2 separate regions of the Homo sapiens genome follow, and region 1 is linked to region 2. Evidence: chromatin loops called from intact Hi-C (ENCODE). Cell type or tissue: prostate gland. All regions are shown on one strand. Links, peaks and the distances in the headings refer to the core of each region. The heading gives the core; the rest is flanking DNA. Region 1 overlaps COL19A1 (collagen type XIX alpha 1 chain). Region 2 has its middle 31 kb from the start of COL19A1.

Region 1 (11,891 bases), core at 2,141-10,140, 330 kb after region 2:
GAAATCTATTCATTATTATGCTTAAGCCATTAAAGCGTTCCAAATTTAAATTCACCAGTGAGCCAAATTTCTTCTTATAATAAACTGACAAGCTAAAATAAATATTATATCATAAAACATATTCCATTTTTCCCTAGCTGAATGGAGCTTAAGTGTAATCATCTATTTCTTCAATGGCATTCTGCCAATCTAAAATTTGTATTTCCATGTTTTACCAGTACGAGATTCTTAGATACTACTGCTGACGGAGTGGCCCTATAAAATAAGAAATGCTCTATGAATCACCAGATTAAATTATGTTTGCTTCAGATTCCATGTCATGGCATTTTAGCTCACCCTTCTTACTCTTTAAAACTGAGTATTCACACATATTCTTACTTATAAGTGAGGGCTAAGCTATGAGTACGCAAAAGCATACAGAGTGATATAATGGACGTTGGAGGCCCAGAAGTGAGGAGTATAGGCGAGGTGTGAAGGATGAAAAACTACCTATTGGGTACAGTGTACACTACTTGGGTGATGGGTGCACTAAAATCGCAGACTTCACCATTATACAATTTATCCACATAACCGAAAATCACTTGCACCCCTAAAGAAAAATTTTTATTTTTGAAATTAAAAAATTAGAATTAAAAAAGTATATTTGTATATGACAAACATTATGTTTCTCGATTAGCTAAATAAGTGTTTAATGTTCAATGGTCAAAATATTTGATTAACTAAAATGCCTTCTTCCCAATGATATAACAGATTTTATGATGGGAACTATCTTTTCCAGGGTCTTCAAGGAATTCCAGGCATTCCAGGTGCTCCAGGCCCGACTGGACCCCCTGTAAGTATTTGTTAAAACGATTGCACTCACAGCTTATATCTGCTGGTTTGATGCAAGGTGAATTAATTTTCTTCATTGCCTTTTGTTCTCTGTGCCTCTATGTAGATTGTCCAGATATTGCCTGGAAAAGTAGCCTCATCCAAGCTCTCAGATTTTCATTTAGTATTACTTAAGGCTACTCAGTGTCCTGGGGACTTGCCTCAGAATTCCACCAGACCAGAAAGCAGTCTGCGATTAAGCTAGTGTGTTTGAAATAGAAATTGCATATAAAAGAGCATTCTATTTTTTATTTATAATTTTTTGGCACTAACCTTTAGAAGAGATAGTCAAATGGCACCACAAACTGAGAATTTATTTTCTAAAGGAAAAAAAAGTGTGCTAAGGATTATCAGATTTCATTTATTTTTGTTCCTATGTATAAAATAAAATACCTCTATTTTAGTCAAGGCTTTCACTGCCCCTCAAACACACCATCAAAGCCTTCGTGTCTTTCACTGTCTTGTTTTCCTAGAACAGAATCTCTTTTGCTTTATACTTGCCAAACCCAATCTCTCATTCAAACAGTTTAATTCTAGAGTCATCAGATAAAATATAGTGCATGCAGTTAAATTTGAATTTCAGATAAACAAATAATTGTTTAATATAAGTTCATCCCAAATATTGTGTTTTTATTTGCTAAATCTGGCAACCCAGCACATGCTTCAACTTCTCCACCTCATCCTTTCTTAGAGTTCCTATGCCAATAGAGTCTTTACCACACCAGTAGGAATGTAATTATATATTTTAATGTTCTGAAATAAGGATTTTCCATAATTAAAGTTGTGTCATTTATGCTTCCGCCACAGTTATACAGAACAAACCTGGCTTTAAATTGTTCACTAAAATTAAAAACGATGAAAAAGAGTTGTGAAAGAAACCATGAAAATTATAGCTAACTCTGTTCCCAAAGGATTAAAATTAAATTTTATTTTTCAGTGGTAAAATGCAGATCATAGAACTCAATATGCACACTGTTAATTCTGCCGCCTTGAAGTATTTAAAATGTTGATCCCTACCAAAACTATAGCTCATTTAGAAAGGCATAATGTTATGTAAATTGCCATTTAAACAGCAAGACTAGATTCTTAAGTGTATCAAAAGGTTCCAATTAAGGTCATTAAATGTGGTTGACGAAGGTGAAAAAGCGACCACAAATACAAATTTTACCCTTCCAAGGGCTTATCAGCAGGATACAGCTGCTGTATCAGCCAGAAGAAACATAAGCTTCTAGGGCTTATTTAATTAGGATCAAATGACCTTCAAAATGTGTAAGTTTTAGTAACCAACTTCCAATACCCTTTGGCCATTTAATTGTTGTTTCTGTAACAAACTTAGTTTTGTGTTTTACAGGGCTTAATGGGAAGAACTGGACATCCTGGTCCCACAGGAGCAAAAGGTGAAAAGGTACAAAGGAAAAGCCTCACTTACCATCCAAACTGGGGCTTGGAGTGGGAGCAGGATGAGACTCTTCACAGAGAGAGCCATAAAATCAAGCAAAGCCTAAAAGTAGAAATGATGGTAGAAAGTACCTATTCTTGTAGTGGATTTGGAAGAACACAGGTCCAAAGGTTATTCTAAACACGGGAGATATTTTCCTAGGAGAAAGGATAAATAGAATATTGGTTCCATAAAACAAAAGTTCAGGCTGGATTCAGAATCCTGGGCAACCATCTATGTGGAAGGATTGGGTGGGGGAGCCTCCTGGAAGGATGCAAGTAATGTGGTGTCTACCAGGGAGTTCCAGCCACAGGGGCTGTCAGTTTTCTATGACAAAATACCATAGACGGAGTGGCTTATAAACAACAAACATTTATGCATATTTCTCTCAGTTCTGGAGTGTGGGAAGTCCAAGATCAAGGTGCTGGCAGAATCGGTGTCTGACAGAGTCTGCCTTCTTGTTCATAGATGTCACCTACTAGCTGTGTCCTCACATAGTAGAAGGGTGACCAAGCTCCCTTGGGCCTCCTTTATAAGGGCACTAATCCTATTCATGAAGGCTCCACCCTCATGACCTAATCACCTCCCAAAGGCCCCACCTCCAAAAGCTCCAGACAGCAGACTGGCTCTCAGGACCAAGATTCTGGTAACCAAAGAGCTTGCAGAGACAGTCGAGAAGTTCTGTCCCTAGACGGTCATGGGGGAAATTTACTGAAGAACCAGGATAGCTTGTTTCCTGGGGAGATCAGTTATTGGACAGATGGGTTGCCATGGTCAGAAAGGAGGACCAGCATTAGATGAGTCTCAGACAGGACACCACACAGTTTTACATGTTTACCCCATTTAAGATCTAAACTGGCTCTATTGTACTAGTCCAGGCAGATCCAGCAAGTAAGTGGAATAAGCCTAGCTATTTAGATCGGGGAAGTAAGAATCAAGAGTCCACATGAGCCACTCAAGCAGCTTCCACCCACTCGTCAGGACACAAGTTCCCTGACCAACGTGGAACATAATGACATCAAGGAGCAAAGGAATCCCAACACATTTTGAAGGAAACAATGACTTTATTCTAGATAGTCTCTGCACATTTTTTTCTGATTTTATCCCAAGGAGCTTGCCCAACCCCACTAGCCTTTTTTCTCTGTTCTCTATGGAAATTATTCAGTCATAGACTTGCCTTTGAAGTTAATGGGAATTCCACACTGAGATGAGCTTTGGGGCACAAATGAGAGTGAATATATGACTTTTAATTGTGCCGGGGGAAAAAAAAGACTTTTCAGTAGGCACATATTTTTCCTTGTTTGTTGACTCATTAGAACTATGACATAATTCTTTGAAGGACACTGCCAGTTGTCAGCAGAATGTGACATGTCTTAGAGAGATAGCCACATCAAAGCAGTTTGGGAAAAGAAACAATATGCTTGTTCTTTGTTATATATTCTCAGGCAGAAGCATTGCAAGAAAAACTTTACAGTTTATTTTTATTGATAAACATGAACAAAAGATTTTATGATACTTTCGTTACAAAAAATGGCAGGGTATTGGAATGAAGTCCTTGATTACATTTATGGGAATGGACTAAAATCCCTCAAAATTCTTGGACATTGTGAGTAGAAATTTTACTCTATCTGAATTCTTTTTTAATTAACCATGTCTTGCCATTTCCCCTGCTATAGAGGGACTTAAGAGATTTTATGAGGCTATTATTCTGAGAGAAAAGCAGAGTTATAGGAAGAACTGCTGAGAGACACCAGAGGGACTTCAATAGCTCTGCTTATTATGGACCGATAAACATCTATGGTTTATAAAAATAGAAGTGAAATACATTTTTCAACTTTCAACTTGAATTCATTTTCACAAATTCTATTTTCAGTCTGCTTCTCCTGTAAGTCTAAGACTGTTTAAATTGTAGTGACTATTTGCTTTAAACAGTACTATACCACAGTTGCTTCTGCTCAGGAAGATGTGTCTGACTTGGGTGTAAAGTCAGATATTAACGTAGGAAATGGAAGATGAAGTTTCCCTCCTGCAGACACAACACAGGTTGTGATTTTTTTACTTTCGTCAAATTATGTGGATGTCCCCTCTGGTTCCCAAAAGATGAAGGTGGTAGAAATGAGGCTCAAAGTGAAGGCTGACTCAGAGCCACAATCCCAGAGCCCACTGCCTGCTTGTAGGAGAGTTCCACATTGGGAGAGTTCCTCCAGCTGCACTGGAAGTCCAGGACATGAGCACCTGGGTTGTCTGGCTCCATCTAAAAATAAGCTTCGTTTCTAGAGCTCACACAGTGAGAGTCAGAATGGGTATGGGAAAAGACCTTTACCTGTCCTGCGGTCTAGAAATGTATTTCCTGGGTAAAGGAGAGCCCAGCTGAATAAGACTACAAGGCTGAAACAACATGGCAAGTCATATCGATTTCAGAAGATGGCTCTGTGATTAATTTCAGAAGATAGTTTGTAAACCTGGGGTAGAAACGTCTACGCCGCTGATATGTCTATATATCCCTTGCAGGGCAGCGACGGACCCCCTGGGAAACCCGGACCACCTGGACCACCTGTGAGTTGTTCTAGGCTTAAAATTTAAAATTCATGTGTTTACTTAAGACTTTTATAACTCAGAGGTAAGACTACATTTAGATGTTTTCAAAGATAAAATTCTTCTGAATTTCGTGTATAAATATAAATGATAGCCAATGTAGCTTTAAAGAGACCTGATTTGTTCTCCTTTTGGTTCAGCCTCAATGTGCAATGCTCAGATTGGCATACTGCGGGTCTCCCCATCTTGGATTTAGGAATCTGGGTTTGTGCTCCGACTCTCCACTTCCTGGCTCGGGGCCCCTGGGAAAGTCATTTAACCTTAATGTGCTTCATTCACAGAAAGGAGAAGGGCCAGAAAAATAGATCCTTTCCGCTGATGCGAGTTGGTAGAAAATCGGATATTATGCTATATGTGTTCATTCCCATTCATGATGTCTGAGATGCAAGGAAACTCTATTTATGTAGCTCTTAGTGAACAAAAAGTACAAGAGGCATCGATGTTTTCATTATTGTGATTGAGACAGATGCACGCTCCGTCAGGGAAACGGTGGAGAGGAGAGGAGCCTCTCTCCGTGGCAAGTCTGCCCTCATGTGGGGCCACGCTCGAATCGCAGCCGAGCCGAGCTGAGATATCACGCAAAACACCCTTTTCTACCCCACCTCACAGGAATACTTTAAGAAACCAAACTCACCATAGAAAGGGCAGAATTGACCGTGACTTTCCGAAGACAATGAGGATTATTATCAGTCTGCGTGCAGTTGCATGCTTTGTACACGTAAATGAAGAGATTAGCACTCTATTTCCTAAACTTGTTTCCTAAATCTGTTCATCTGTGTTACTGACCTTTTCCCTTGACAAGAAAGCAGGACGGAAAGTATTAGGGTTCAAATCCTAAAATTCACTCCTTCCCCCGTGGGCAGAACAGCAAATATAACATGAGTTCATGAAAGGGACCTATAATTTTATAATGCACTTAAGATGTCTTTGTCTTCCCTCTGAATTCTCCAAAACCATCCATCCTTCAAAACACAGTTTAAATGTTTTCTTCCCTGGGAAACCTCCTTTGGAAATCTCAGATGAAAATATCCTTTGTCTCTCCAGGACGTAGCACACTAAAATATGGCAGACATTCAGTCGCTGTCAGATAAATGAGTTAAATAATAGAGTAATAAATGGATGGAGCGTTTGTCTTCCATCACTAGTGTTTGGAAGATGCATGCAAATTGTCTTCACAGAACACTACTGGCCACCATCATACAGAAACAATGAAACAGTGACTTCTTCAACTCTGCAACTGATATGTGAAAACTGCAGAAAGGAAAAGGCAGATTTGACTATTGATTCTATACAAATGTTTAAAAAGAAAGACAAAAGATTCTAACTAAAATTTTTATATGGAAATTTTTCCTAAATGCTAAAATGTATGATTTTTTTAAACTATAGAATAAGTTCTCCTTTAAGTGTTGGTTACTCTAGGACATGTCAATTTTTTTCAAGATGTTCTTATTCTCTTTTATCCTAAAGAATTTATTTTTGTAGAAACATCCACACAGGGTTGTGGATAATGTCATCTCCCCATTTACCTTAATTTTCTATTTGGTATGAAAAGACTGTGGAAAAAAATTACTTTTCAGTAGCCAAATTGTTCCCTATTCACATCTTCATCAGCACTATGGCATTATAGCCTGCAGGTTAGCAGGCTGTAAACAGTTAGTATAAATTGACAATTCAGAAACTGAATTTTAATGAGCAAATATTTTCCTCCAAATGCATTAGTGTCTCATCTGTCAAACCTGAACATTAATTAAACCCCAACTGAAAGTATCCGTGTGCTTCAGGTGTAGCTCACACTCCCTTTTCATTTCCCTGCATTTGCTTTGGAAAAGCTAAAAATTAAAATGTATTATTTTACTTAGAGTATTAAATTCCCTTTGTAAAATAGAATAGAAAAAAGTAAAAAATAGAATAGGAATAGTATCATTTGGTAAAATGATAAAATGTAGAGATGCAAAGTATTAACTTCCAAGAATAATTCTGTATCTCACCTCTTTCCTAAGGGTATTCCATTTAATGAACGAAACGGCATGAGCAGTTTATATAAAATTAAGGTATTTATATTTGTAATTATTTAAAATCCAGTTATAGACTGCTGTAAATTCGTCTCATCTTTCTCTTTTTCTTTTCTTTTCATTTTCTTTTGAAGGGAGGTGTGAATGTTCCCAGTTACCCAGGGCCACCCGGTCCTCCTGTAAGTACAGTTGTTTATCATCAAACACACTTTAGCTGAACAACCACAATGAAAAACAAACAATAAAAACCTCTTAAGTTCACTGAAAAACGCATGTTATGAATACAGCCAAATTTTACAGCAGAAGGAAATAAGTAAAACCAATTATAATAAAATTGAGAAAATGTATGCAGCCAAAATAATGGAAAACAGCATTTTTCATGGTGGTGTCACTTTTTTCATTGCAAATCTAAGAACTAAGTCAATGTCCAAGCAATCATTTTTATGAAATTTCCATCAAGTTATATTTATTCATCTTATTCTTCAAATTCAAACTGTAATTAAAGCAAAACTTGCTAATATTCGTATGTGTATTAAGGCAAATTGGACAACAGTGTTTCTTATTCTGTAACTGCTTTGGTCATTATTTGAAAAATGACTTTCCATGTTTCTCTTACAGGGCCCAAAAGGCGATCCTGGCCCAGTGGTATGAATGTTCCCATGTTTTGTGTCATTTAGAATATTGGTCTTTGTTAAATTTTGAAAGAAAAGCATCGGGCAAAATGGCCTGCCTTCTTAGGTGTTCATCAATTAACATGCTGGTGGTGACAAGCAGGCCACAATATAAATGCCAGCAATATGTTCTCTGTTTCTGAGATGCATTAGTCCTGATGTTGTCACTGCCCTTGAGGTTTGTCTCTTTCCGTCAGTGTGTTTTTAAAATCATCCTGTGATGGAGGAAGACACATATAAACTCTGATAAATGGGGCACTTTCTTCTAATAGCCCTCTTCTGATAATTGATTCAATTTTAAGTAGATTGTGGAAGAGAAATACTTACTGGAAAGAAATCCCTTAATATATCTGCCATCTCCCCAACAAAAAAAAAGGAACTGTTTATTTGCTTTAAACGTCTTAGGCAATTATTTTGCAGGAGATATGTTTTGTCATAAGGCTGCTTATTAGGAGGAATGTATCAGGAGGTTATGCTCAGCATGGAAGGAGATCATGTCCTCCAGCCGCCTAAAGGACGATAATTGTTCTCAGCATCTTTCTGAACCATGGAGCCTCTGTAAAAGTTCTGCCAAATTCAATTAGATGCCCTTTATTGCTGGGCATTTTCTCCTGTCATGTCTTTTTCAAGCATATCCTTCATGTTTCATTTGTATATATTTTAACCTTTGGGTATATACTTGAAACTCAAATGTACCTAAAGCTGAAATAAATTTTCAAAACACTTTCCATTGCCATGTGAAAAAAAATTTAAAGCCTTTTCATTATAGTACAGTTTGTTAAAACTCAATGAATAAATTTTAAACCAGCAAAGGGACAAGTCATAACAAGTAATGTTTTTATGTCTAAAAACATATTTTAAAGAGATGCATTAAAGAGCTGTTTGATTTTGTTATTGGGCAATATATATTAAAAGCCAAATTGTTATCCCCTGAAAGCATTGTTTCAACTAGTTAGGATCATATTCTGTAATTCAGTTTCCTTTGTTTTACTATTCATTCACCCTGTCTACCCTATCTTTACCTGAAACCAACTATACGCTTCATTCTAATTTTAATTTTCTTACATCTTGTTGATAAAAATTTCCTCCTGGTCTTTCCCTCTCATACTCATACACACAAAACAGCTTCTCTGAATCATTTAAAAGCACCTAGGCTTCTCACTGACTTTTTGGGAACATTCTTTGAAGTTCTTGCATTAATAACTGCAGATTAAGATAAGAACTTTTTAAGTATTATAATAAAGGATAAATTATAATTTACTGGCATTGAAAAGGGGCTGGCAACAAAAATGTAGACCTATTTGAGTAGAATTTGAAGAGATTAGTCTTCAAATTTCTTAGCTACAACAAAGGATGAAGAATAAAAACTGATTGAAGTGTGTTCCTTGCTTTTAGAGATGTGAATTGAGTGAGTGAAGCACAGAAACAGAAAAATGCAATCATGAAATGAAATACACATTTAGTGTACACATTCAGCCTCATCCTGGATGAAACTTTGAAGTTACTCTTTTGGGTTCTCTGTCAGCACCACCCTGCAACTCTCATCATCTCCCACCAGCTGTCCTGTAGGGAAAAATAATAGTTCCTGCCATAGAAATAATCCAGGAATGATAGAATTGTAGATCACAGAGCAAAAACTTGAGAAGTCTTTTTGAGGTTGGAAATTTACTCTTCCAACATTCTTCAAATCCCATGACAATAGACCTGCCTCACTATTTCTAATCTTCTCCATAAACCTTTCTAGAGGAATATTACCCTTAATTGAATTTATTATCTTCTGAGGCGCTCCATTTCATTCCTTTGGTATTCAGTTTATAAATGATGTTTAATTAAATATTTAATTATTGCTACTTTCAACAAATGTTGATTGATTGAGCACCTCTGTCTTAAGGACTGTTGAGAATGTAAACAAGGAGAATCAAAGAGTGTGTTTCCTTTGTCAGCAACCTAGGGCCTCTTATACAGAACTTTATGCAGAACAGAATCTGAACTTTTTTTTTTGATCAGTTGTCAAGTTACATATTAGGGGACATTTTAAAAGATTTCTGAAACATAGAAAGCATATCAGTTCATATGCTCACTCACTAAGTATTCTGTAATAAGGGCAATGTTATAAATAATAATGAAGTTATATCCCTGGTAATATTTTTGAAGCAGATTGGAATTATGTATGCAAAAACACACTTACAGAGAACACAATTTGAAAGCTCTTGTTTCTTTGTGATTATGTCTAAAGCATCCGGTGTCCTAAGAAAATATTTGCAGTGAACATTAATTTATTAACAAGAAGGCATCAAACAACTCCCCACTTTATCTCTTTTTTAACTTAAAGCCCTAATGCAAGCTTGTCCAACCCATGGCCCATGGGCTGCATGCAGCTCAGGAAAGCTTTGAATATGGCCAACACAAATTTGTAAACTTTCTTAAAACATTAGGAGATCTTTTTGTGTGTGATTATTTTAGCTCATCAGCTATCGTTAGTGTTAGTGTATTTTATTGGAAGACAATTCTTTTTCTTCCAATGTGGCCCAGGGAAGCCAAAATATTGAACACCCCTTCCCTAATGCTTTTTTTGTTCAGAGTTAGCAACTTCCTTCACCACAGCTTTTCCCAAAGTGTTTCTTGAGGATCTACAGGCTCCAGCTAGCCTGGGACCATACACTAGAAAATGTAAAGATTTTTAAAAATAGAAAACACTAATCTACCCCCTTCCAGTGACTCATCAACTTGAGCAATAACTTTTAGTGTTATTGGAGATAATGATCCTGGGGTCAACTTCTTAAGCATTCACAATTCTTGTCCAGCTGCAGAGAATACTTAAAGATGATAAACACTGCTTTGAGTGCTCCATCTTCATCTACTCTTAAACAGTTTATTCTTATTCTCTGAAAATCTAGCAGCACCAGGTAGCTCACAAATTGGCAAACTTTATTAAAGCCCCATCTTTCATTCTAGTTCTTATTGAAATTGGAGTTATCACTGAGTAGAGGGATTCATTCTGATTAGATTCTCAATCAGAATGAAAATGATTAATCAGAAAATATACCTCTCTGGAGAATAGCTTTTATTCTCAAACTATTTTCAAACATCAAATGCAATAATACATTACTTAAAAATAGGGCATATCATTTCCTTGCTAAATTACACATCAATGTTTGGGGTGGGAAGGTTAAGCAAAAAAATCTTTGCTTTGGAAACCAATGCTTAAAAACATTTTGATTATTGCTCCTGCATTTCTTATGTTCATATTTAACAGGGAGAGCCTGGTGCAATGGGGTTGCCAGGATTAGAAGGATTTCCAGGTGTAAAGGTAAGCACAGAAGTTAGAAATGTGTTCATTTATTCAACATTCAAAATTGTTTACTGAGCACCTAATGTGCCAAAAACTGTTTTAGGTTAGGGATATATAAAGGAACAAAACAGACAAAAATGTATGTACTCATGGGACTTACATTCTAGCAAAAGGATATAGAAACTAAAAGAATAAACATTTTAAAATTACATCTTATTGTTGGGGCTATGGAAAGAAAGAAAAAGTAGAATGGGTTAAGGAGGATCAGGAATGCTGACGGGGTAGGAGGGCAGTATCTGAGCAAAGACCTGAAGGAGGTGAGAGGGAGAGCCAAGTCCCCTCCAGTCTGGAGGAATAATGTTCCAGGAAGAGGAAACAGCAGGTCTAAAGAGTCTGAGACATAAGATTTCCTGATGTATCCAAAGAGACCAGGGGAGGGAGTGAGGAGATAGTCGTAGGAGATGAGGTCAGAGAGGTGGGGGTGGAGGTGGGAAGTGGCCTTGTCATATAGAGCAGTACTACTCAATGTATAGCCAGTGGAGAACCAGTGCCAGTCTGCAGACCCTTTGTTATGGGTTCAGTGGCAAGGTTATTACAGAGACTGAGAGTAAGCACCTAAAAACATGTCCAGTAATTTGTCTAAAATTGTCTAGCAAGCATGTGATGGTAGAATTATCTTTGTTCATGATATGTTAGAAAATAAATAAAAGATTGCTCTTTTACCACAGGAAGTTTGAGAAACACTAATAAAAAGGCTTAACAGCTATTGTAAGGCCTTTATCTTTCAATCTTTGTAAAATGCAGAGCCATCGGTGATTTCTGAGTAGTGGCATGAGGGAACTTGCAGCCAGAGAGTTGCAAGGGTGGAAGTAGGGAAGCCAGTTAGAAGATATCCAGTAATCCAGGTGCCAGGTGATGCTGGCTCAGATCAGAGCAGAAACAGTGGAGATAGTGAGAATGCCTGGATTTGGATATATTTTGAAGGTAGCACTGATAGGATTTTCAGATTGATT
Region 2 (11,891 bases), core at 1,806-9,805:
CTATTCCAAGTGTGCTACTCAGGATGAATGTCTACAGATCAAAGCAAGAGGAGCAACGGGGTCACACAAACCATTCACCTAAATAGAGAGACTGCCATCAAAGTTCATTCTTATCAGAACTCATGAAATGAAAAAGCAGAATGTTCTCCAGGTGGTCCTGTCTTCAGAGAAGAAATTTCAGGATGTTGGAAAAAGTGTTATCTATTGTAACACATCTAACAAAGGAAACACAAAGGTGCCATGAAATGCAGGCCAAAGCAAGATAAAAATCTCAATTCCCAATTCCGTCTGATTCTTCCCTATCAAAGCCTATTAACAGAAGTAACTGTAATGAAAATGTGAAAATTATAAAGAAATGGGAAATAGAAGGTATCTGATGATTATATACTTCTAAGTTAATTGCATTATCTCCATCTTAGGCCTCCTGGCCTAAGTTATGTTTCTATAAAAAATTTAAATAATTAATGTCCTTAATATATAAGGAATTTTATAGTCAGAAAAAGTCAGTTTCAACTTCATATTCAGTGTGTAACATCTTTCTAAACAATTTACATTGTTAATACATATACTATTACTCAATTAATATTTCACTATCTTTTTCACAGGTTATCAAAAAGGGCTTCAATCAAATATTTTGTGGACTACACTTTTCGTTTTTATTTTATTTACCACCAGTCTAGAAACACTGTTTTTTAAAAAAGGAAATGATGCTATCTTGGTATATCTTATCTAAATGACTCATTAATTCATTTAATGTTTACTACATTATTTCCCCAAAGTTGAAAATTTCTCTGCTTAATGATCCAAATGGAATTTTTTCAAGAAGCAAAGTCTACCTCTATTTTTTAATCTACTTTTAAATGATTTATCTGTTTTTCTTTTTTCAAATTGGAGACTACAATGACCATCTCTGGTCTTCTGAAAAACTCTTATTCCCTGTGATCTCTAAAACATGACAGCAAAATCTTTTAAACAACATCTTAGGCAATTTTTCAACCCTTGACTTGTTTTGTTTTCTTCAGTGAATGCTGTGCCATACAAATGGATGCCACACAATTTAAAAAATCAATTTCAGTCTAGGTCTTGAAGAGTCCTAGTTGAAGCGGGAAATTTTGTTATCAGGGACTTTGGAAATGGCCTTCTCTCTGATATTAGGAATCTGTTTGCACTGCACAACTCTTGTGCTGACCAAAAACTCCTGTGCTATTGGTAAAGTATCTATGGTAACGTTAAATCCTTGTATTCCCTACTCATCTTCAATATAGGCCTGAGTTAATAGGTTGGGTTCCCACTTTCACATGTATATGTTAGTCCTTAGTTATCTCAGTTCTTTTTAAAAAATCTTAAACAGTTGAGCCTCCTGAGACATCAACTTAAATGAAAGCCAGTCATCGAGGTCTCGTTGACTTAGCGAATTGTAATACTGTAAGTCCCCGTTCCCTAGGAAATGTGAAGGGGTGGGGATTCTGCCAACTTACAAATTGAACAACTAATCAGATTCCCTTGCTGCTAAACCCTGCATTTGAGATTAAGTTGGTGTCAATGCTTACTTGAGTCTTGTTTGAGTCGTCTTTAAACACTTGTTCCTCTCATTGAGGCCAATGTTTGCTGTCAAGTTACCTTTCTCCTGTATGCTTGTCCTCAGCTTCCTGCTCACTCTTTGTTCCCAACTTCTCTATTGCACTCTGCATTTTCAAGTGCTGGAGCATGCCCTATACCTTAACCTGCCTAACTAATGACACAATTCACTTATCTTGAAGTGGAAATTTTAACACAGTTAAGGATTACATGTTCTTTTACTTCCTTTCTTATCTATCTTGGATTTAATTATTTAATTGTACCTGACTCTTTCCAATATGGGGGAAATCATTCAAAATTCAAGCTGAATATATTGTGAAAAGAGTGACTTTAGCCCGTACTAGTGCTCCATCGGGCACCCATGCCACTGTAAATTTTCTTGAGAGCAATATATGTCCAGGAAACAAAATCATACAAATGCATAAATTTGCCCCATAAATGTAGGACAGAGAGATCCTTAGCTATCCTCCCTCACCTTGTCATTCTCTTTATGTATGAGTGGTACCATTAGAAATAACTACCCTTTCCCAAGAATTAAGTCTCTCAATTCTTCAAGCCCTTCAAACTACTCCTGGGGATTGGCCACTTATTTCCCCAAAGCCTTGTATTCAGTGGGTATTTCGTCCTAGATGATTTAGTAAATAATTTGATGCTGTGATTTCTGAAGTCCTATCAATTAATATAAACAGGATTTTCACTGTTTTCCATTCCACCCGGGCACATATTAGACCCTTTGCTTCCCTCCTTTGTCATGATAGACTGTGGTCTGCAACCATGTCTCTTCATTTGCTCTATCATTCGGCCAACGAACTAACCCTGCTTGATTTAAGCAGAAAATGGATTTGTTAAACAGGTATTGGGGAACTCACACAACTTAAAGGCTATGCAGCAAGAAACAATGATTAAATCACACCGTAAATGTAGTCTGGTGAAAACACAATTGCCACCTGTGCTGTGCACTTAGCTGGGAAAGAGACTATTTCATATTTTCAACTTTAATGGTGGGAGGCAAGTTCTGCCTCATGTGGTGGGAATTCTACAAACATGGAAAAGAAACTGTTGTGTTAGGTGACCATAAGGTGCACTACACTGTGGCAGACAAAACAAAAAAAAGAAAGAAAAACCCAAACTCCTTGATTTGGTCTGCATTTTTTAATAGTGGATATTAGTAGATATATTAATTTTGAATGACTTATATCCTATCTAATAATTAGCAAAAACCTCCATGTGTCACATAAATTTATAACAGAACAAAATGACAAATCATGGACTCTTGTTTTAAAACTGTAGAGGATTGGATCAAAAGTATCATAGGGATGATATGAGGATTTTCAATTTTTCAACATTTCTATACTCAATGGTTCCAGAATTTACACCACTGAACATTCCAATAGATGTCCAGTGGTTCCAGAATTTATAAAGAGGAGTATAAACCAATGAGAAATTAAATTTCACTTGATAGATTTAATCATTTCCATTAGCTTTATTTAGGTTTATTGTTCAGGTTTCATTGAATTTATTTTCATGGAAAATGTAAATATAAAAGGGAAAATGTTTGGATAGACTACTACAGTTCTGTGTTGTGCTGCCTATTCTAGTTTAAAGGATAAATAGAAATCAATGAGAAGTGTGCTACATCTATGGGGTTGTCATGTTTCTCAAGAGACATGAAATGACATATCTCATCCTGCTATGCCAGCATTCTACACATTCTGTCAGCTATGACTTGCTACTGAGATTGGCCTCTGCACCTCTTTCAACTCTGTGCTTTAGCTGATTCTTTCTGCCTGCTTTCAATTTTTTGCTCTTGTCACTGTCTGGTCACTCTCTAATAGCAAATCAACATTGATAGACAAGATTCCATGTAATTCAAGACTTGGATTGTTTCTATCATTATAAAATGCACATTTAACATGGAACACTTTTGTAGTTTCAAGATATCATTGGTAATTCATTAACATTTTTACTAATAGAAAGTTGCTTTTCCCAGAGAAATTTAGAATTAGAGACAAATTCCCTCTAGCAATAACCAGAGACAAAACCAACTTAAGAAAAACAAGACAAAAAAAGAGAAGTTCCTTGGCCAGGCAAGGTGGATCACGCCTGTAATCCCAACACTTTGGGAGGCCTAGGCAGGTGGATCGCTTGAGCACAGGAGTTCAAGACCAGCCTGGGAAACATAGTGAGACCTTGTCTTTATTTTTTTTAATTTAAAAAATTATATAAAAAAAGAGTAGTTCCCAAAACATAGTATAATTGGCCCTCTGTATTCATGGGATCCATGTCCTTGGAATTAACCAATGATGGATCAAAATATTTGCATCTGTACTGAACTTATACTGACTTTTTTTCTTGCCATTATTCCCTAAGGAACACAGTCTAACAACTACTCACATAGCATTTACACTGTATCAGCTATTATAAGTAATCTATGGGAGATTTAAAGTATACAGGAGAATGTGCATAAGCGATATGCAAATAGTAGCCCATTTTATTTCAGGGACTTGAGCGTCCTCAGATTTTGGTATCTGAGGGAGGCCCTGGAACTAATCTCCCATAGATACCAAGGGATGATTGTACCTGTTTTAGGATTCTTTCTCATCAGATATTGTAAGCTTATTCATCATGATCTCAAGAGAAACAACTTTAGATGATTGATCAAAGTTCCATGTGTTTGTGCATTTGTTTCTCTATCAATGTGGCCTAATTGTCTTATCTACCAACTGCTGCAGTAATTCCATAAAGATTCGATCCCCCTCAACTTTTATTTGCTTTTCTCTTTAACTTTTGTATTTCTAATGATTCTAAGAAATTTGCCCTTTTGGAGTATTCACCGCACAGGAGCACTATAGTTCATATATTAGTTTTGAATTTTTTATCTAGATGAGTAAAAATAAAAAAGTAGAAACCTTTAGGCAGTTATATATTCAGAGACTGTTTCTGTATTGTAGAAAACCATAAGATAAGAGCAATTTTGTTTTGGAGAAAAGAATATATATTTACAAATTAATTACCTTTTTAAAAAAACATATTAGGTAACTTTGCAAAGTAAGATATATATGCTCCTATTTGTAAATTGGTTAACAAATAGCTTAAATCCTTGACATTTCAAATGTTTGCATTGAGTCCCAAAAACCAATTTGAAAATAAAAAGCATAATTAAATCTGCCAATTTTATTCAAATGTCCAAAACATTCTAGTTGAATTTTGACAGAGGTGATCATTCCACATTTTGTACCTTACTAAAACTCAGAGTTGTCTTATCTGGAAAGCCAGTGATTTGACAATTTTCCTCTTGCTCCCCTAAATTTGCTTTCTTATTGTCTGATAGGTGCACTTTTTACCCAGAAGTGGCTCAGTAATGCTTGCTTTGGATTACAGTCCTAAGCAATATTTTTGAAAAGATTGGAAATAAAATTTCTATAGAAACTAACAATATGATACAATGTTGAAAGGTTGGAACTGGACTAAGGGGATTATTTAAGAACAACTGATAAATGTGTTGAATCCTCTTCAGAACAGTGTATGGTTGGGTCAGTTGGGATGAGACTAATTCTTCAGGGTGTTGTAGAAGTGGCTATACTGAAGGATGCTTTATTTTGCCCTTCATCAGGTTCAGTATTGCCTAATTATGTTTTAGCTCTTGAGAAGTGTCAAATGGCCTGAATACTAAGACTTCGCTGCTCCCAGTAGCCACTGAATCCTGGCATTGGGTAGTTAAATATTTTCCTAGAGTAATAAACACATTTTCAACTACACGGCAAGAAGAAAAAAATAAACCAGAAGTTTAATTAAGTATAGGTAGAACAATTAAGGAATAGAAAAATATAGGTTAAAGCACTTAAAGTGGCCTCTTACATAAAGCTTGTTGATAATAGGTGATATATTAAACAGTGTTTTGAGATACTACTGTCCTACATAAATTTAAAGTATTATAATTTTGAAGCATTGATGACATTTTTCAATGTGAAACTTCCAAAGATTTTTGTCAGAATAATCAAAAGTGATTACTCTTTTTGTAGCTAATAAATATTTTTAAAGGTTATGTAGGAATATAACATGAATACTATGGTGAGTTGTCAAGCATGAAGGATGTCTTTTTATGAACAAAATTCCAGTTAACTAAATCAATCTGTGTTCTCATTCTTTTAAAAACCCTTGTAAAATTTTATTTCCTTTCTTTTAATTATTTCTAAATAGTTACACATGCACAATAAACTCAACTGGAGGAATATTTAAATTGACCAAAAAGGGCAGTACAAATGATTAGCTGAAATGTATAATGTAATCTTTAAGCCGTGAAAAAATGCAGATAGCAAAAACATTTTGTTTTAAAATATTTTCCATTCAATACTAAAAGATACTTTTGGTATTAAAACTGTTAACTGGAATCTTGTTCTTTTTATAAAATACTGATTTTATTAAAATTAGATTGTTTCTAAAATACACTGGAGTTCATTATACACCAAGATTACACTTACTGCGAATTTATGCTGCTGATTCATAAGCACCAGAGAACGAAGTTCATAATGAAACCACTGACATCATTGTGTTTAAATGTACATAAACCTTTGCTATTATGATCTGTTTTATATTTCATATTTACCTATGAATGATTTATTTTCCATAAGAAACTCTAATATGGCAAATGAACAACAGCTGTTGCAAAGCGTGCTTATTTTCTGAGGGAATGGGGGAAGAAACAGCCAATTTAGAACTTTAACCAATAAACTAAAAACACTAAAAAGTAAGTTTTCCTTCCCCCTGCTGGGAATTAACTTTACGTACCATTGAGAATCAGAAGACTTGGTTGCAGTTCTAGAGGCCAAAACTAGATGGTGCTCTACAGTTGTCAGTACTTCAAGTCAATTCCAGACGTTTAGAGTAATGGAATTTAAGGGCTTTATTAAGGATGTATTTCATGAGTTTCATATTTGATTCTTCTTCTTTCTTCTTCCACAGACTTTCTTAGGGGATAAGAAAGTGGATAACATTCAGAATTAGCATGGCTCTAAGTGCTTTACAAGCATATTTTTCTCTTTTGATTGCCTTAGTTATTTCCTGCCCCACTTCTCAGCCCTTATCCATCACTTGTAAAATTATGAGACATACCAGTATCAGATGAAGAAATAAAGCCTAGAGTAATAGTTAAGGGAAATATTTCGTGTTATGCAAGTCAAACTCTTGGCCAGAATTAACATTCAGGTCTTTGCTTTATCAAGACTAGCTACCTTACCTAACAAGGCGAGAAAGTACAGGCAGTAAGACTAAATTCTTTTTGGGGAAGGAGAAGAGCCAGTAGTAACACATGGTTGTTGTTTCTTCCATCTTCATAGCAGTTTTTGCTCCCTTTCCTGAATATTCTCATTGTTCCCTGTCCACCCTTCTGAGGATATGTTGATAGAAGAGCAGAAAAAAAGAATAGGAAGGGGGATAAAATGTTCACAAACAAGCATACTCCACATGCCAGGCACTGATTTAAACATTTTACATATGTTTTCATATTTATCTTTTGAAGAAATCTAAGAAGGCATAAGTGAATGACCTCCCTTTTACATATGAGGAGTTTGGCACTCAGATTAGTAACTCCTCAAAGTCAGTAAGTAAGTGCCATTCTAAGGATTTGGCCATAAGTTTGTCTAATTCTAGAACCAATCGGGTTTTCTACAACTACAATTGTGACATTAAAAAAAGAAAACCCAAAATTGGTTATAGTCTCTTTCCTAGTGCCTGTTTACATTGAGCATGGCATGATTCTAGGTTTATACTGTTCAATGTACTGTCCTATGTATTATCTCATTTAATCTAATAGCCAACTCTATCACACTATGAATAAAAGTGAAATTTCCAAACTTAACTCTCTAATCAGTGGCAGTGCCTAGTTAACAGCCTAAGTATTTTCATAATAAATTTTAGTTTTACAGTAGAACTTAAGCACATGAAAATGATCAACTTGTACATTTTTACTATTTGCTTTATTTCTTATAATTGATATAAATGATCTTAATTTACAATTTTCCTAGTCACTAAGGGATCAACAATATGTATTAATACCATAATTTCTCAAAAATACAAATAAAAACTCTTCCAATTAAATTTTTAACAATTGTCTATGTTTACATTCATTATACCATATATACTGTGAAGAATATAAACAAATAGAAGATGATTTTTTCCGTCAAGTTTTTAATAAATGACTGGGTAAGACATATATGAAGATTCATTCATTAAACACTTAATTACTGACTACTGTGCAAAACCATCCTTGACACTGCAGGAGCCAGAAGGACAACCAAGTCAGAGCCCCTGACCAAAAGGACTGATGAACAAGGACGTGCCCAGGTACTGCCACACCCAGTCATGGATTCCTTTGTCTAGACACAATCTTGGAGAAACCACTTGCCATTTGAGGGAAATGCCATTGAATTTAGGATAAGACCTTCATTTCCTGTTCGGTATATTCAAAACCCATATCAGAAGAGGAACTCTTAAAATTGCCCCATCACCAGATGTAAAGCCAAGTTTCTTCCTTCCTCAACCTTCCACCTACTTTTGCCTCGTTTGTCATGATTGCCATGTATTTGGAGACTTGAAGAAAGTGTTTATGTAAGTGTAATTCATTGTTGATTGTGTTGCATGGCTTAAAGTCTTTAGTTTCTCCATTGATTTCTGAATATTATCCACTTTCTGATTGATAATTCAGAACCTTAGCAGCTGACCCCCATGTGACCTTTATTTTGCTCAGTGAGACCATTTTCTAATGGCTAATTATTAGGATGGTCTTATTCCTAACCAATTTGTCTTTTCCACTTCTCCAATTCGTTCCACTAAAATTATTTTTACAGTTGACATTTTATAGTATTTCATTAGCTTTTCTGAACCTTTGATTACAATACTATCACATAAACTGAGAATGATGTTCATACTGAAAAGAAAAGCTATTGTTAACATGTAACTTTTGTCAGAAGTGTAATTTTTAACATTGTCATTTTCCATGGTAAGTACAGGAGCCTTGATGGGTTAAGGATCAGTTTTACTTTCCTTTATTACAGAACAAATCTGGAATGTACTCCCAGAGTCAGAAAGTCAGTGAACATTGGTGTCTAAGTAAGTTAGTATTATATATATACAGTTGACTTCTGGCGCCAAAACTTCTTAGCCGTCTAGGTCAACTTTTATTCCTTGTACATTACAAATAACTGCGACACATTTTATCCCATTAAGTCTTCATGACACCCTTGTGAAATTTCTTTTTGATTTTTTTAAATCTCCAAATTATCCAAGAAGAAAGAAGGCGTTAAATAAATGAAGGGATTTTCCCAGGGCACACAGCTATAAGACACATGGAACTGAGATTTCAAAATTAGATCTAACTCTAAATAGAGTACTAACAGCTCCTAGTTATTTAGCACCTACTATGTTCCAGGCATGGCTCCACGTACTTTATAAGCATTAACTCAAATCTCACAACAACCCTTTTATGGAGGGAATATTTTTGTCCCCACTTTACATATGAGTAAACTGAGGCATCAAGAGGTTAAGTAACTTCTCAAACTTCCACAGTTAGTAAGAGGCAGAACCTGGCTTCAAACTCAGGCTGACCTCTGTTTTGCTAACTCTTTGTATACTACCTGATAGGTTTAATAACCACTTTGGCATCTCATAGAGGTGTTGTTAGAATTTAATGGCATAAAATGTACCATGGCTGTTTGTAAGGAATAAACATTTATCAGACTATGTGAAAAAAAATTTGAGGTCAGAAATGAAATACATGTACATTTTATTGATGATGCACATTCCACCCAGATAAAGAATATAAGACTATAATCAGGAGACAGCATCAGAGAATATGTGTTGTGAACAGCTTTTCCTTCATTTACCATTTTTTCTTCAGAATTTCTTTGAGATGGTTAAGGAATCTAGATCAGAAATTTTAAGGGCAGGAAACACAAATATTGGAGGTCACAGGTCTAGTTCATATTATTATTAATCTACTCTAATTCTGCTCCTATTTTTGTTTTTAAATTATTGCCTTCTCATAAAGACTGGTTTAAATTGCCTTCTTGGAAATTCAGGAGCTTACAAAAAAATTTTTTTTAAAAGAACGAAAATATCTCTTCCATTCAGACTCCACAAATACTGAAATTTCACCACGGGATTAATCTTTTTTCCCTTATTTTAGATGTTTTTTACATCACTTCCGCTTGTGTGCCATTGCAACTTTGACTACTTCTGCATCAAGCTTTTTAGGACATTTGGTTCTGATCAACTCCCTTTCTGATTTCCTAGCTCTGTCTTACAGTGGAAAACTCATTTATTTTTGCCCTGGGTAAACAACTTATGCTCATTTATAACTCAAAGCTACCTGGGCAATTGGGTGATTATTCAGTGATCTGAATATAAACAACCAAAGTAGATAAAGGCTGGAATAACTTAAAAAATTAAACTTTTTTAATTACCCAGTCTTTCCAGGTAATTGTCTCACTTCAGCACTTTAATTTCTCTGTAGATCAAACTTAAGGGCTGTTAATAAATGACCTTAAAGAAAGCATCCTTTTTCTCATTATATTTTTGTAATAGTCTATGCTATGCTTTGTCTGTATATAACCTGCCTACACCGATGTTACTTGGCTATTGTGTTTTATGACATGGTGCTTTTAAGCCAAGTCTACCAACTCTCACTTGACTGATAAAACACCTCAATCCACATATAGTGGACCGCATTTTCTTGCACTTCCTGTTGCTATACTCTGAAATACTTAGACTCAAATTTATTTTTCACAAGAAGCTGTATTTTGGTAATATGTATTAATAAGGAATATTTGTTACTGAGACACTGAACATGGATCATGCTTACATGGTATATTTCCACTACAAAATGTAAGCTCCAAATGCCATAGTAAGGTTGGCCAAAGCAAGTTTAAGAAGTGAAAAAGAAAAAACACTTATAGAAATCTCAGAACTGTTAAGATCATAAATCATAAGTAGATTTTCTTTCTAATCCCAGCAGTATACCCTAAAGGATAAAGATTTATAGTCCTTGTAATTTTATTTTAGGTACTATAACGGCTAGTTCTATTCTTAGCTATATAAATGTATCATTTTTCACTCTTACAAAACTATTTGCTTCAGTATCTTCTAGCCAGTGAATTCCATGTGTGTTTGAAGATTTAACACATCAGAAATTTTTAAAGTTGGTTGCTTTTGTTGACTTTTAAAGTTTTTTTTTTCATTGTGGTCGTTTAATATACATTTTGTTTATAGTTTCTTATTAAAAATTTTTATTGTATATATTTGAGATGTATAACATGGTGTTTTTACACACATATACATAATGAAATGAGTGAAATGATTACTACAAATTTACATATCCATCACCTTCCATAGTTACCGTGGGTGTGTGAGTGAATTGAGAATACCTAAAATCCACTCTCTTAACACATTTTTAGAATACAATATAATATTATTAACTATATCCTCATGTTGTACATTGTATCTCTAAACGTATCATACATAACTGCAAATTTGTACTCTTTAACCTACTTCTCCCCTTTTCCTCCCCCTCCCTGCTCCTGGTAACCACTGTTTTACTGTTTTTATTTATTTGACTATTTTTTTAAAGATTCCACGTATAGGTGAAATCATACAGTCTTTTTCTTTCTGTGTCTGGCTTACTTCCTTAGCATAAGGTCCTCTAGGTTCATCCATGTTGTCACATGGCAATATCTCTCCTTTTAAAGGCCAAATAATATTCCATTGTAGATATATACCATAATTTTTTTAAAAAAATCTATTCATCTGTTGATGGCTACTTAAATTATTTCCATATCTTGGCTATTATAAATAATGCTGAAAAGAACAAAGGAGCACAGATATCTCTATGAGGTGCTAATTTCATTTCCTTTGGGTATGTACCCAACAGAGGGATTGCTGGGTCATATGGTACTTCTAGTTTCGATTTATTGAAGAACACCCACATTGTTTTCCATAATAGCTGTCCCAATATACATTCCCATCAGCAATATATAAGGGTTTCCTTTCCTCCACACCCTCTCCAACCCTTGTTATCTCTCAGCTTGTGTGAGGTAATATCTCATTGTGGTTTTGATTTGCGTTTCCCAGATGATTAATGATGTTGAACACTTTTTAACATTTCTATTGGCCATATGCATGTCCTCTTTGGCAAATTTTGATTCAGGTCCATTGCCCATTTGTAAATTTGGCTATTTGGTTTTTATTAGCTATTGAGTTGTGTGAGTTTCATATATTGTTTTGATATTAATGCTTATTAGATCTATGGTTTTTAAATATTT

What was found. Peaks named below come from ENCODE experiments on the same cell type or tissue, not always from the same donor. Only the 100,000 strongest peaks of a DNase experiment are listed, where the experiment ranks them.
Region 1: a loop joins it to region 2, with 2.9 times the contacts of the local background. A loop is called at or near these places in 27 of 110 quality-filtered maps.

What each region holds. Positions count from the first base shown.
Region 1 is chr6:70,161,122-70,173,012 of GRCh38, forward strand. COL19A1 (collagen type XIX alpha 1 chain) reads left to right here. Exons shown (of 51, transcript NM_001858.6): 35 at 779-832; 36 at 2,222-2,275; 37 at 4,820-4,864; 38 at 6,904-6,954; 39 at 7,050-7,094; 40 at 7,534-7,560; 41 at 10,843-10,896. Among named protein-coding and RNA genes, the nearest start is that of COL9A1, 140 kb to the right of the region's middle. In prostate gland, for the core only: a CTCF peak has its summit at 5,426; no DNase peak of the experiment used is centred there.
Region 2 is chr6:69,829,491-69,841,381 of GRCh38, forward strand. No RefSeq gene overlaps it. Among named protein-coding and RNA genes, the nearest start is that of COL19A1, 31 kb to the right of the region's middle. In prostate gland, for the core only: a CTCF peak has its summit at 6,408; a DNase peak (open chromatin) is centred at 6,391.